5 separate regions of the Homo sapiens genome follow, and regions 1, 2, 4 and 5 are each linked to region 3. A link is a contact called in ENCODE Hi-C or POLR2A ChIA-PET data. All regions are on one chromosome and are shown on one strand. Each heading gives the region's core, a stretch centred on a gene start or an enhancer-like site at or near the end of the contact. The rest is flanking DNA. Distances are from core to core; before and after follow the strand shown.

Evidence for each region. Hi-C counts contacts between places; a loop is a spot of excess contacts on that map. ChIA-PET counts read pairs that join two places held with the same protein, here RNA polymerase II (POLR2A). Pooled maps may share reads with other maps.
Region 1: a pooled map shows a loop between it and region 3 (7-fold over the local background). The contact joins the promoter of IRF2BP1 here to the promoter of SLC1A5 in region 3. A Hi-C loop is called at or near these places in 1 of 37 single-sample maps with no recorded cell type and 5 of 50 pooled maps. POLR2A ChIA-PET finds 5 or more read pairs at or near these places in 1 of 52 experiments (activated CD4-positive, alpha-beta T cell).
Region 2: a loop to region 3 is called in a pooled map, with 6 times the contacts of the local background. The contact joins the promoter of NAPA-AS1 here to the promoter of SLC1A5 in region 3. A Hi-C loop is called at or near these places in 2 of 50 pooled maps. POLR2A ChIA-PET finds 5 or more read pairs at or near these places in 2 of 52 experiments (B cell and Panc1).
Region 4: a pooled map shows a loop between it and region 3 (8-fold over the local background). The contact joins the promoter of NAPA here to the promoter of SLC1A5 in region 3. A Hi-C loop is called at or near these places in 1 of 37 single-sample maps with no recorded cell type and 6 of 50 pooled maps. POLR2A ChIA-PET finds 5 or more read pairs at or near these places in 1 of 52 experiments (BJ).
Region 5: a pooled map shows a loop between it and region 3 (10-fold over the local background). The contact joins the promoter of DHX34 here to the promoter of SLC1A5 in region 3. A Hi-C loop is called at or near these places in 2 of 37 single-sample maps with no recorded cell type and 4 of 50 pooled maps. POLR2A ChIA-PET finds 5 or more read pairs at or near these places in 1 of 52 experiments (activated CD4-positive, alpha-beta T cell).

Annotation. Positions count from the first base shown.
Region 1 is chr19:45,884,863-45,887,562 of GRCh38, reverse strand. It overlaps IRF2BP1 (interferon regulatory factor 2 binding protein 1), which reads left to right and starts at 1,422. Exons shown (of 1, transcript NM_015649.3): 1 at 1,422-2,700. The coding sequence starts at 1,789. RefSeq lists enhancers at 598-647, 708-947, 1,098-1,247 and silencers at 1,408-1,887, 1,928-2,167.
Region 2 is chr19:47,482,948-47,485,647 of GRCh38, reverse strand. NAPA-AS1 (NAPA antisense RNA 1) reads right to left here and starts at 1,366. Exons shown (of 4, transcript NR_038452.1): 1 at 1,124-1,366. KPTN (kaptin, actin binding protein) reads left to right here and starts at 1,429. Exons shown (of 12, transcript NM_007059.4): 1 at 1,429-1,713; 2 at 2,064-2,146; 3 at 2,269-2,353; 4 at 2,433-2,487. The coding sequence starts at 1,488. It also overlaps a transcript of NAPA not described here. RefSeq lists enhancers at 1,055-1,184, 1,215-1,504.
Region 3 is chr19:46,787,189-46,789,888 of GRCh38, reverse strand. SLC1A5 (solute carrier family 1 member 5) reads left to right here and starts at 1,295. Exons shown (of 8, transcript NM_005628.3): 1 at 1,295-2,489. The coding sequence starts at 1,924. RefSeq lists silencers at 978-1,137, 2,108-2,157, 2,168-2,217 and enhancers at 1,083-1,377, 1,026-1,627.
Region 4 is chr19:47,513,658-47,516,357 of GRCh38, reverse strand. NAPA (NSF attachment protein alpha) reads left to right here and starts at 1,295. Exons shown (of 11, transcript NM_003827.4): 1 at 1,295-1,515. The coding sequence starts at 1,418. RefSeq lists an enhancer at 647-916 and a silencer at 1,007-1,346.
Region 5 is chr19:47,347,956-47,350,655 of GRCh38, reverse strand. DHX34 (DExH-box helicase 34) reads right to left here and starts at 1,341. Exons shown (of 17, transcript NM_014681.6): 1 at 1,304-1,341. RefSeq lists an enhancer at 597-1,501.

The DNA of each region.
Region 1 (2,700 bases), core at 173-2,672, 900 kb after region 3:
TGGAGTGCAGTGACGCAATCATGGTTCACTGTAGCCTGTTATCTCCAGGCTCAAGCAATCCTCCCACTTCAGCCTGATAAATCTTTTTTTTAAGGGAGAAAAGTGTTCAAATACAGGTAGTAGACAAAATTGTGAAACCATTTTAAAATTGTGAGGTCTGGGTAACAGAATCAGAGCTGCTGCGGTTCCAGTGGGACGGGAGGAGAAGGGACAAGCAGCCCCTCACTAGACAAAACCAGGGCCAACTGGTACGTCATTCAAATATTTTTGAGCACCTAACACGGACCCAGGCCTAGAGAAAGGGGCTGTTGTGGGTTGGAACCTGGAGACCCGCCTCCGCCCTTCCCCAAAGACAGCCTCGTCCAGTTCCCAATGCCTGGGAAAGAAGAAGGGTCCTCACAGCCTGATTGGGCCTTCCAGGTAGTGAGCGCTCAAGGTTGGGGAAAGGTTGGTCTGGTGTTTGCCCTTCCCCAGCAACTCCCTCCTCTTGCCCGTCACTTCTTAACCCCTTACTCTTCCCTCAAACTGGGGAGCAACAGAAGATAAGGGTCCCCCAAACGCCACGCTCCGAATGCACGTAAAGAGCCCCCAGAAAAGTGGGGGGGCGGGGGGTAGCCGGGAAAGTAGCGTGAATCTGGAAGGCCTCCCCAAACCTCCCAGAGGGCGGAAGTGCGTCACTATGTCCGACCCGCAGTGCATTTTGGGAATTGTAGTGAAGCGGGTGGGGGACGCCGAGCCCCCGATGGTGTAACCCTTTAGAGACCAGAGCGCGCGGGCAGAGCTGGGACAGGGTTAGAGGGCGGCCAGTCGCCCCACTCTTTTAGCAGAGAAACAACTGAGACAAGGCTCTGGCTCGGAAGCCCTTAGTCCTCTCCCTTCTCTGGCTGTGGCGGGCCCCAGAAGCATATATCTAGGATTCCGGGGGGAGGACGAAGTGCCAGGTGGCCACCCCCACCCCCACCTAGTTGCCAGCTTCCCGTCCCTGCTCTGAAGCCAATCAGGGCTTCTCCGCCCCGCCCCAGAAGCTGCTACTTTCCTAATCCGTCATTGGCCCACCTTTGCTGGGCGGGGAAACTGAGGTTCAGAGAGGGCAAGACATTTTGCCTAAAGCTGCACAGCAAATCCGAGCAGAAGTTGGAAGCCCGGAAGCCTGTCCACCCACCCCCACAATTTCTGAATCCGGAGTAGCTCTGATCATTTGTATTGCATCCTCGCCTACCACCTTTGTGTCCCAGCATCTTGCGGCGCGCTGAACTCCGGCCCCACGGAGAAGGTTGTAAGGTTTGCGCCGGCAGAGGCGACAACCCCCCCAGCCCGCGTCTGCCCGCCGTTCCCTTTAAGAGCCGGCCCCGGCGGGACTACGTTTCCCAGAAGGCTTTGCAGGCGTGTTATGTAACTTTCCCTGCGAAGCGGCCTCTGGGGCAGAAGAAGGAGGTGGAGGCGGCGGCGGCCGTTGCAGCGGCGGCGGCGAGAGCGGCGGGAGCCCGAGGCGGCGGCGCTCGCGGCCCATCGTGGGGCCCGAGCTGTGCGCCTCGGCTCGGAGCCCGGACCGGGCGGGGGCGCCGACGTGCCTCAGCCTGCCTTCGCGAGGGAGGCGGGAGTGAGCAGAAAGGCTTAGGGCCCAGGGGGCGGGGAAGGGGGGCCGGGCCTGGATCCGGCGGGGAGGCCGAGCCGGAGGCCGGACCGTGGCTCGCGCTGTCCCCGGGACGCGGATCGAACGTTGGCGGCGCGGATCGCACGTCGGCGGCCGGTGGAACGCGGGAGCTGGGCGGCGCGCGGACTGGGGCCATGGCGTCTGTGCAGGCGTCCCGCCGCCAGTGGTGCTACCTGTGCGACCTGCCCAAGATGCCGTGGGCCATGGTGTGGGACTTCAGCGAGGCCGTGTGTCGCGGCTGCGTGAACTTCGAGGGCGCGGACCGCATCGAACTGCTCATCGATGCCGCCCGCCAGCTCAAGCGCAGCCACGTGCTCCCCGAGGGCCGCTCGCCCGGGCCCCCGGCCCTTAAGCACCCGGCCACCAAGGACCTGGCGGCGGCAGCCGCACAGGGGCCCCAGCTGCCGCCCCCGCAGGCCCAGCCCCAGCCGTCAGGGACCGGCGGCGGCGTGTCGGGCCAGGACCGCTATGACAGGGCCACATCATCAGGCCGCCTCCCCCTGCCCTCGCCCGCCCTGGAGTACACTCTGGGGTCCCGCCTGGCCAATGGGCTGGGCCGTGAGGAGGCCGTGGCTGAGGGGGCGCGAAGGGCCTTGCTTGGCTCCATGCCTGGCTTGATGCCCCCTGGGCTGCTGGCAGCTGCAGTGTCTGGCCTGGGAAGCCGAGGCCTGACGCTGGCACCCGGCTTGAGTCCTGCCCGTCCCCTCTTCGGCTCCGATTTCGAGAAAGAGAAGCAGCAGAGGAATGCGGACTGTCTGGCAGAACTGAACGAGGCCATGCGAGGCCGGGCAGAGGAATGGCACGGGCGCCCCAAAGCAGTGCGGGAACAGCTACTGGCGCTGTCCGCCTGCGCCCCGTTCAATGTGCGCTTCAAGAAGGATCACGGGCTGGTGGGGCGAGTGTTCGCCTTCGATGCTACTGCCCGTCCTCCAGGATACGAGTTCGAGCTGAAGCTCTTCACCGAATACCCCTGTGGTTCCGGCAATGTGTACGCCGGCGTCCTGGCAGTGGCTCGCCAGATGTTCCACGATGCTCTGCGGGAGCCG
Region 2 (2,700 bases), core at 117-2,616, 700 kb before region 3:
GACACATATTTTCTGAATGCCTGCTTTGTGTCAGGCCTTGTGTTCCAGGTACAGGCGATAAGGCCGTGATCAAGGGAGATCAGCCTGCTGCCTTCATGGAGCTTGCAGTCTGTGTGTGCTCGAGGTGTCCAGGACAGCTGGCCAACCCATGTCTTCTGGAAATGATACACAGATGTGCACATAGTACCCAAACCTCCATGGCCTTCTAGGGACAAAGCAGCACAGACAGGAACCCCTGAAGGCCCCAGAGTCGGAAACACCTGGTTTACATCCTGTCCCCACCACTTGCTAGCATATCAGTCAGTGGACTTACTCTTTCTGAGCCTCCATTTGATTCTCTCTAAACTGGGATAATAAACCTCTTTGTAGAGGTTTCTTTCTTGCAAAGATTAGTGAGACAGATTTGCAAAGGACGTCCGGGCACATAGTAAAAGCTCAATGAATCCTGAATAAGTGAACCGGCAGGGAGGGTAACAGTAGGCCCTTGCAGAACAGTTGTAAGGAATCAGATTATCAGAGCCAGCATGACTGTCACCAAGTAGGTGTTCGATAAAGGAGGTGGTTATTATAGCTGGATCATTTTTCCTTGGGGGCAAGAAGAATGTATTAATTATTTTAAAGGTGATACTGTTAAGATTATGAACTATAGGCCGGGCAAGGGGGCTCACGCCTATAATCCTAGCACTTTGGGAGGCCGAGGTGGGCGGATCACCTGAGGTCAGGAGGTCCAGACCAGCCTGGGCAACATGGCGAAACCCCATCTCTACTAAAAATAGAAAAACTAGCCAGGTGTGGTGGCGCCTGTAATCCCAGCTGCTGGGAGGCTGAGGCAGGAGAATCGCTTGAACCCAGGAGGCAGAGGTTGCAGTGAGCCGAGATCGCACCACTGCACTCCAGGGTGACAGAGCAAGACTCCGTCTCAAAAAAAAAAAAAAAAAAAATAGTGAACTGTGGAGTTACCTTGTTTGGTTTCCAGTACTGACCGCTCGTTACTAGCTGTGTGATCTTAGGCAAGTTACTTTACCCCTCTGTGCCTCAATTCCTTCATCTCTAAAATGGATTTAAGTACCTACCTCCACCCCCTTGCGAATTTTTAATAAAGTATTAGATGGAATGCACTTACAGTAGTTCCTGGCACATAAGGGCAATATTAAGTTTTATGATGATGATGATTCGACCTTCCACACAGCATACAGCGAGAGGCCGTGGCCACCACCTCCCATCTCTAGTCACAGACTCCTTATGGCAGCCCCTTGGTCCAGAAATGGAAAGGAGAAGAGAGCGCGGGCGCAGTGGGGCAAAGTCGCCTGGGAGGCCCGAGCAGGCGACCTGGCCGCCATCTTGGGAGAGGGCAACGCCGGCAGCTTCCGTACGTCATCAGCCCGCGCAACGGCCGGGCACCCGGCGGTTCAGGTCGCTTAGAGAGTCGTAGGTTGGGTAGTGCGGGTTGGGGCGGGGGCTGCGGAGAGGGTGCTTAACTGAGGGGCATGATGGGGGAGGCGGCCGTGGCCGCGGGGCCTTGTCCGTTGCGCGAGGACAGCTTCACGCGCTTCTCGTCGCAGAGCAATGTGTACGGGCTGGCAGGCGGCGCCGGCGGGCGCGGGGAGCTGCTGGCCGCCACCCTTAAAGGCAAGGTGCTCGGCTTCCGCTACCAAGACCTCCGACAGAAAATCCGGCCAGTGGCCAAGGAGCTGCAGTTCAACTACATTCCCGGTGGGTGGCGCTATGGTGCTGGGGGGCGGGGGCCTGGAACGTGGTGTTGAGAAGGCTTCTGAGGCTCTGTCTGAGCCGGGTCACCGTGCTGGAAGAATGGGATCAGGTGGTTTTAAGGGGGTCACTGGGATCAGCGGGCAGGCATAGTTGGGGCCCGGATGAGCCTAGGGTTTCAGGATTCTTCAGACTTACAGGTCAGGATCCCTAGTACCCAGGGAACAGAGATCAGGTGATGGTGGTCAGGACTCAGACCAGAGGGCATGATCATTGCGGTAGCCAGAGCTCACCATGTTGGGGAGATTGGAAGCATGAGTCTGCCTGACACTGAACTTAGAACTCTCCCCTCCCAGTGGATGCGGAGATTGTCTCCATCGACACTTTCAACAAGTCACCCCCCAAGCGGGGTCTGGTTGTGGGGATCACGTTCATCAAGGTACCTAGAGCCCCCTCCACCTCCCTTCGCCCTCCTCCTTACACACATGGTGAGTTCCACTGAGCCGCCCCGGATCCCTCCTGCCACCCCTGCCCTCCCCTGAACCCCGTGTCCTCCGCCAGGATTCAGGGGACAAGGGCAGCCCCTTCCTGAACATTTACTGCGACTACGAGCCCGGCTCTGAGTACAACCTTGACTCTATTGCCCGTGAGTGAGGCGTGGACGGGAGGAGGGAGAGAGTCCCCAGCAGGTCCCCCATGCTAACCTGCCTGTGCCCTGCCTACAGAGAGCTGCCTGAACCTGGAGCTCCAGTTCACTCCGTTCCAGCTGTGCCATGCGGAGTGAGTGTCCCCTGCGCATCGACGCCCACTCCACTGTAAATGTAGAAACCCTGGCTTCTCGAACCCCTTCTTTACTTACAGACCCCTGTAGTCTGTTTCCCCTTCTGGAAAATAAAGAGGTTGTACTAGATTAGGGATTGAAAACTAAAATGCCAGCCGGGCACGGTGGCTCACACCTGTAATCCCAGCACTTTGAGAGGCTGAGGCAGACGG
Region 3 (2,700 bases), core at 46-2,545:
AATTCTTCTGCCTCAGCCTCCTGAGTAGCTGGGATTACAGGCATGTGCCACCACACCCAGCTAATTTTTGCATTTTCAGCAGAGACAGGGTTTTGCCATGTTGGCCAGGCTCGTCTGGAACTCCTGACCTCAAGTGATCTGCCCGCATCAACTCCCAAAGTGGTGGGATAACAGGCGTGAGCCACTGCGCCCGGCCGTATTATCTCATTTGAACCCTTGCAACACTCAAGGCGGTATGACTTATTATTATTCCCATTTACACATATGAAGACTGAGCCTCATAGAGGTTGTAAATTACCTGAGGCCTCACAGCTGCTGTAGGAGGAAGCTTCTGACATTACCACTACAATCTTTGAGCAAGCATGAAAGCCTGAAATGTCACAGAACAGGCTAGAGATGGGAAAGGAATGAGGATTTCAACACTGTCAGGTGGAGTAAGGAATCATAATTCATTGTTAACCTCCCAAACGGCCACTAACAGAGAATTTGGGGAGGCAGCAGAGTGGGTGCGGTTAGGGGCTTGGGAGGTGGGCATGCACGTGTCATCCTCTCTAGGTGTGGCCTCAAGGTGAATGACTTCCTCTGCCTCTGGGGTTCAAGCGATTCTCCTGCCTCAGGCTTCCAGTAGCTGGGATTACAGGCACGTGCCACCACACCAGGTAATTTTTGTATTTTTAGTAGAGACGGGTTTCACCATGTTGGCCAGGCTGGTCTCGACCTCCTGACCTCAAGTGATCCGCCCGCTTCACCTCCCAAAGTGGTGGGATTACAGGCTTGAGCCACGGCTCCCTAAATAAATACATCAATTTTATTTAAATCTTACAGCAATCATATGAGACAAAAGCTTTTAACACCTGCACTTTATATTCGAGGAATTAAAGTTCTCAGAGGCGACTAAAGACCAAACTCAGGGCTGAGGAGTTCCAAAGCTGAGTTGAGTTGCAAATGAATCACCGAGGACCACCGGAGCTTTCTAGCGACCCTCGCACCAGGGAACGAACCCCTGTGGTTTAAGGGCTCCAACCCACAACCCAGTTCCTTTGGCGGGAAACAGCACCCTCCCAAGGCCCCGCCCCTTCCTGGCCCCGCCCCGTCGTCTCTGGGCCCGGCTCCTGGAGATGGGTATTATTAATCTGCCTTCTATGGGGGACCTGGCCCATCTCGGGTATCAGCCCCGCCCCTACTCGTCCAGTCTCCGAACGCTCTGCAGCCAATCGGCGCCCGAGGGTCGGTCCCCGCCTTCTCAAGCCCCGCCCCCTACCCTTATCCCTGGCAGCTTCCGCTAAACGGGCTCAGAGCCACGCGGCACGCCCGGGAGGCTTTCTCTGGCTGGTAACCGCTACTCCCGGACACCAGACCACCGCCTTCCGTACACAGGGGCCCGCATCCCACCCTCCCGGACCTAAGAGCCTGGGTCCCCTGTTTCCGGAGGTCCGCTTCCCGGCCCCCAGATTCTGGCATCCCAGCCCTCAGTGTCCAAGACCCAGGCAGCCCGGGTCCCCGCCTCCCGGATCCAGGCGTCCGGGATCTGCGCCACCAGAACCTAGCCTCCTGCAGACCTCCGCCATCTGGGGGCACTCAACCTCCTGGAGCCAAGGGCCCCACGTCCCACCCAGAGAAACTCTCGTATTCCCAGCTCCTAGGGCCAAGGAACCCGGGCGCTCCGAACTCCCAGCTTTCGGACATCTGGCACACGGGGCAGAGCAGAGAAGCCTCAGCGCCCAGCCTGGGGAATTTAAACACTCCAGCTTCCAAGAGCCAAGGAACTTCAGTGCTGTGAACTCACAACTCTAAGGAGCCCTCCAAAGTTCCAGTCTCCAGGTGCTGTTACTCAACTCAGTCCTAGGAACGTCGGGTCCTGGGAAGGAGCCCAAGCGCTCCCAGCCAGCTTCCAGGCGCTAAGAAACCCCGGTGCTTCCCATCATGGTGGCCGATCCTCCTCGAGACTCCAAGGGGCTCGCAGCGGCGGAGCCCACCGCCAACGGGGGCCTGGCGCTGGCCTCCATCGAGGACCAAGGCGCGGCAGCAGGCGGCTACTGCGGTTCCCGGGACCAGGTGCGCCGCTGCCTTCGAGCCAACCTGCTTGTGCTGCTGACAGTGGTGGCCGTGGTGGCCGGCGTGGCGCTGGGACTGGGGGTGTCGGGGGCCGGGGGTGCGCTGGCGTTGGGCCCGGAGCGCTTGAGCGCCTTCGTCTTCCCGGGCGAGCTGCTGCTGCGTCTGCTGCGGATGATCATCTTGCCGCTGGTGGTGTGCAGCTTGATCGGCGGCGCCGCCAGCCTGGACCCCGGCGCGCTCGGCCGTCTGGGCGCCTGGGCGCTGCTCTTTTTCCTGGTCACCACGCTGCTGGCGTCGGCGCTCGGAGTGGGCTTGGCGCTGGCTCTGCAGCCGGGCGCCGCCTCCGCCGCCATCAACGCCTCCGTGGGAGCCGCGGGCAGTGCCGAAAATGCCCCCAGCAAGGAGGTGCTCGATTCGTTCCTGGATCTTGCGAGGTCAGCTCCCGCTCCCCCGGGAGGTGGGGAAGAGTGTTACGGATGGCGGGAGTGGTCACGTGGACAGGACGGGGCTTTGGGGCCCCTGGAGCAGAGACTTCCCTCTAGAGTCTTAGGAAAACTCGACAGGATATTGAGGGGAGGCTCCAGCCCTCGGGAGTGTGAGTCTAGTCTCCTGGGGAAGGGGTTTCTAAATCTGGGGGCCTGGGTA
Region 4 (2,700 bases), core at 46-2,545, 730 kb before region 3:
CACGTGTGGAATACTTCCTTCCTTTCTGGCACTACAAAGTTATACTGAGGTGAGCTATGATTGTGCTGCTGCACTCCAGCCTGGGCGACAGACCGAGACCCTGTCTCCAAAACCAACAACCCAAAGAGTGAGACCCTGTCTCAGAAACCAGCAACTCAATTTTCTGGGACAGCAGGAGGTGTGTTTGAGCCTAAACTTTTTTTTTTAGAGACAGAGTCTTGCTATGTTGCCCAAGGCGGGACTTGAACTAGACTCAAACTCCTGGGCCCAAGCGATCCTCTCGCCTCCCGAGTAGCTGGGATTATAGGCACGAGACACCGCGCCCATCTTCGAATCTGAATTTTTTTTTAACACGCTCTCTTCAGCTATTTTTTTTTTTTTTCTGAGACTAAGTCTCACTCTGTCGCCCAGGCTGGAGTGCAGTGGCACGATCTCGGCCCGTTGCAACCTCCACCTCCCCGGTTCAAGCGATTCTCCTCTCTCAGCCTCCTCAGTAGCTGGGATTACAGGAGTGTGCCACCACACCCGGTTAATATTTGTATTTTAGTAGAGCGGGGTTTCGCCATGTTGGCCGGGCTGGTCTCAAACTCATGACCTCAAGTGATCCGCCCGCCTCGGCCTCCCAAAGTGCTGGGATTACAGGCGTAAGCCACCGTGCCCGGCCCTCTTCAGCTATTTTTTATGAAACCAGAGTTAGAGAACCTCTTAAGTTTTTGTTTGCAGTCTCTCTTCACCGGTCTCCCCAAAGCAGTTCTAGTACTGGCCGACAGAGGGAGCAAGAAAAAGCAGAACGGTTTCCTTTTCCCACAAACGCCTTTCCAAGTGAAGAAACCGGCGAGACCAGCCGCGGGGGCGGGACTAAGTTCTGCGCAGAACTGTCAAACCCGGGCGTGGGCCCCGAGCTGTCACGTGAGTGTCTGCGGTCAGCTGACTGTGCCAGAGTTCCGCGGGGAGGGCGAGTGGGGGACCCCCCGCCCCAGCGCGAGCCGAGGGCTCCTGCTGATTGGTGGAGGAGGATCCAGCAGCAACACCGTGGGGCGGGGCCTCGGCGGGGGGTACTGCCATTGCCTTCCACAGGGTCACGTGGGAGGTGAGGTACAGAGCGCTGGGGAGAGAGTGGAGCGCCGTTCGCCGGTATGTGCGCATGCGTTGAGGTCTCTTGACGCCGATTGGGGGGTCACGAGTCACGGGCGGCGTGCGGCGGCTGGTGGGGGCGTGTCCGGCGGAGCGGGCGCGGCGTTACGAGGCCGCTGGTTGGCCAGCGCTAGTCACGTGGTTCCTGGCCGCAAGCGACGCGCGCCGGTGCGACGTCAACGCAGCCGGGCGAGTTTTACCGATCTGTGTTCCGCGGCCCGGCCGCGGCTGAGTCTTCCCAGGGTCAGGGTCAGGCGCTTTGCTGAGTCCCTTTGTGGCCGCCATGGACAATTCCGGGAAGGAAGCGGAGGCGATGGCGCTGTTGGCCGAGGCGGAGCGCAAAGTGAAGAACTCGCAGTCCTTCTTCTCTGGCCTCTTTGGGTGAGAACCGGGCTGAGGGGTCGGCCGGGACCTAGGCTGAGAGGACGAAGGAGTCACGCTCGGAGGTGGCGGGTTAGGGCACGCAGAGCTCGGGCCGAGGGGACGGAGAGGAACCTGCAATAAGGTGACATGGCCTGAGGCGGCAGAGGGGACGCAGGCTGAGGGCCAAGAGCCTGGGCCGGGGCAACACGGTTTGAGGAGAGACGGTCTGACATGGCGGAAGGGATTTGGGCTGAGGACACACGGACCGAGGCGACACTATCTTGAGGCGAGGAAGGGGACCCAGGCCGAAGACAGGCCAGCGGGCGGGGGAGAACCTGGACCGAGGGAGTACGTCCTGAAGCCTTGGAGGGGACCGGCCTGGGGGGACGGAGGGAGTCCGGGAGAGAAGCCAGGTCCAGAGGCTTTTCGGAGCTCTAGGGGAGTCTGTTTGAAGGCTCTCAGGCGGCAGTGATGGGGCCTGGGGCTGAGGACGCCTGCCCGAGGGACTGACCTTTTCAACCCCTGGAGCAGTGGATTTGCGTGGGCCCTGGGCGGTGAGGGTGAAGGCTGAAGGGGGCTGACACCAGGCAGAGGGGCTCAGGGCTAGATGATCCTAGGAGCGGTGAGCCGCGTCTGAAGTGTGGGGGGTGCATGGGGTGAGTACGGCCCTGGTTAGCAGTGACTAGTTTAAGGACAGCTGAACGGAGGAACCCGGGATGATGGAGTCAAGACTGTGGAGGTCTCAGCACTTTGGGAGGCCGAGGTGGGCAGATTATCTGAGGCGGGGAGTTCGAGACCAGCCTGGACAACATGGTGAAACCCCGTCTCTACTAAAAATACAAAAGTTATCTGGGCCTGGTGGCGGGTACCTGTAATCCCAGCTACTCGGGAGGCTGGGGCAGGAGAATCACTTGAACCCGGAGGTAGAGGTTGCAGTGAGCCGAGATCGAGCCACTGCACTACAGCCTGGGGGACAGAGCGAGACTCTGTCTCAAAAAAAAAAAAAAAAAAAAAGAAAGAAAGAAAGAAAAAAGCCTGAGGAGGCCTGGGTTGAGGCTGGAGACTCCTGGGTGGGGGAATGCGTGGTGGTGGCTTGGCCAAGGAGATGGAGGGATAACAGGGAGAGACAGGGGGACTGAGAGAACCAAAACGGGGGATCAAATTCCTGCTGTGTGATCCTCGAGTAATAGGGATGACAGAGAC
Region 5 (2,700 bases), core at 92-2,591, 560 kb before region 3:
CTGAGGTCGGGAGTGCGAGACCAGCCTGACGAACATGGAAAAATCCCGTCTCTACTAAAAATACAAAATTAGCCAGGGTGGTGGCACCTGCCTGTAATCCCAGCTACTCTGGAGGCTGAGGCAGGAGACTCGCTTGAACCCAGGAGGCAGAGGTTGCAGTGAGCCAAGATCGCACCACTGCACTCCAGCCTGGGCAACAAGAGCGAAACTCCATCTCAAAAAAAAAAAAAAAAAATTCATTTTTGTTTTTTTGAAACAGGGTCTCACTCTGTCACCCAGCCTGAAGTGCAGTGGCACAATCACGGCGTACAGCAGCCTCGACCTCCCAAGCTCAAGTGATCCTCCCACCGCAGCCTCCCAAAGTGCTGTGGATGACAGGAGTGAGTCACCACGCCCTTTCTCATTTTCTGTTTGAATCTTTTTTTCCTCCCTTTTGTCCTTCCAGTATTCACTCTCCATCACCACCTCTCTCCATTTCCCCATCTAATACTTTATCTCCCAATATCAGAAGCTTTAGTAATAGCTCATGCTTACTTACTCACATTAACACACAGACCTATCCTATCTGCATGATCTATTCCTATCCCACACCTATGTACATACACACACACACTTTTCTCACGACTGTCAGGCACTATGATCACCCCCTATTTTACTGAGCAATAGAGAGGCTAAGTGAGTAGCCGAGTGTTACATGAGCCACTCAAATCCAGGGGTTCGGGCTCCACTCCCTCGCTTTTCCATTTCTCAGCATCGTTCTCCATTATCTCCAGCTTTTGTGGGGTTCTTCCTATTTCAACTGTCTCCATCCTTCCGTATCTCTCGGTCTCCCCCGTGATTCAGTGTCTCGTTTCTCCATCTAAATTCCATTTTTTCTGTTTCTAGTGTCCACGATCAGTTTCCGACTTTTCCCTCCACTCCCCAAGTTCATGGGCGACCACGCCTCTCGGCCTCGTGGGCTCTAAGACTCTCGCTGGAACCCATCGGCACTCTCGCCCACGCTCTCTAGTTTTCAGCTTCCCTCCTCTCCCAACACCCTCGTCTTTCAGTCCCTCAGTTTCTCGAAGCTTCTTTTCGTGCCTCCATTTCTTTCGGTCTCTGGCCTGTCGCCCAGGTTCTCCCAGGGACGCTCAGGTGCCATCTCTGTCCGCGTTTGCCGGCCCTTCGGCTGCCTCCTACATTTCTCCTCATCTCGAGACTTCCCTCGCCCCTGGACTCGCACCCCAAACTACCCCCAAGCGGCCCAACTCCGACAGCCATCGCCGCCACAACCCGGTACACCCGTCCCGCCCCCCTCACTTACCACACGCCGCGAACGCCTTAACTTCCGGTCCCAAGAGCGCTAGTCTTGCGCCTGCGCACACAGCCATCTCGTTCTGACCCCGCCCCGCCACCACAGAAGAGCCAATCGGAAGCTCTGGGCTGCCCAAGACCCATCTTGCGCCTGTGCACAGCACGCTTCCGCCCCGCCTCGCTTGGGGCGGAGCCTCGAGTGATTGCGCCCTCTAGAGGCCAGTAGAGGCATTGCGGTACAGACTTGCAAGCGCCTCCTCCCCGGCCCCGCCCTCTCCTCCCCAAGCATAGCCACGTGCGCCTCAGCTCCGGGACGCCGGGGTTTTAACCCAAAGAGAGAGCTGGTCTGGGGCCCAGGAACTTTTTTTTTTCTTTTGAGACATAGTCTCACTGTCTCCCAGGCTAGAGTGCAGTGGCGTTATCTCACCTCATTGCAATCTCCGCCTCCCAAGTTCAAACCATTCTCCTGCCTCAGCCTCTCGAGTAGCTGGGATTACAGGCGCACACCACTACACCTGGCTGATTTTTGTATTTTTAGTAGAGACGAGGTTTCACGATTTGGGCCAGGCTGGTCTCCAGCTCCTGATCTCAAGTGATCCGCCCGCCTTGGCCTCCCAAAGCACTGAGATTACAGATGTGGGGCATCTCACTCAGCCTCTACCTCTTTTCTTTCTACAACCCCATTTTCTGTTACCTTTCTCTGCAATAAACTCAATCACACACATTCAGGAAGACCCCCAAGTATAGAAACAATCTCATTAGCCAGCAATGCACCCTCTCTTTTATTAACTGAAAGAAGAAACAGCTGGGCACGGCGGCTCACGCCTGTAATCCCAACAGTTTGAGAGGCCGGGGTAGGTGGATCACCTGAGGTCAGGCGTTCCACACCAGCCTGGGCAATATGGCCAACCCCTGTTTCTACAAAAAAATACAAAAGTTAGTCGGATATGGTAGTGTGTGCCTGTAGTCCCAGCTACTCAAGAGGCTGAGGTGGGAGGATCGATTGAACCTAGGAGGCTGAGAGACTGAGGCTGCAGTGAGCCATGATGGTACCACCGCACTCCAGCCTGGGTGACAGAGCCAGACTGTCTCAAAAAAAGAAAAAAGTGTTGTTGTTTTTTTTTTCTGAGACGGAGTCTCGCTGTCGCCCAGGTTGGAGTGCGGTGGCGCGATCTCGGCCCACTGCAGGCTCCGCCTCCCAGGTTCCCGCCATTCTCCTGCCTGAGCCTCCCGCATAGCTGGGACTACAGGCGCCCGCCACCACGCCCGGCTAATTTTTTGTATTTTTAGTAGAGACGGGGTTTCACTGTGTTAGCCAGGATGGTCTCGATCTCCTGACCTCGTGATCCGCCCACCTCGGCCTCCCAAAGTGCTGGGATTACAGGCATGAGCCACCGTGCCTGGCCA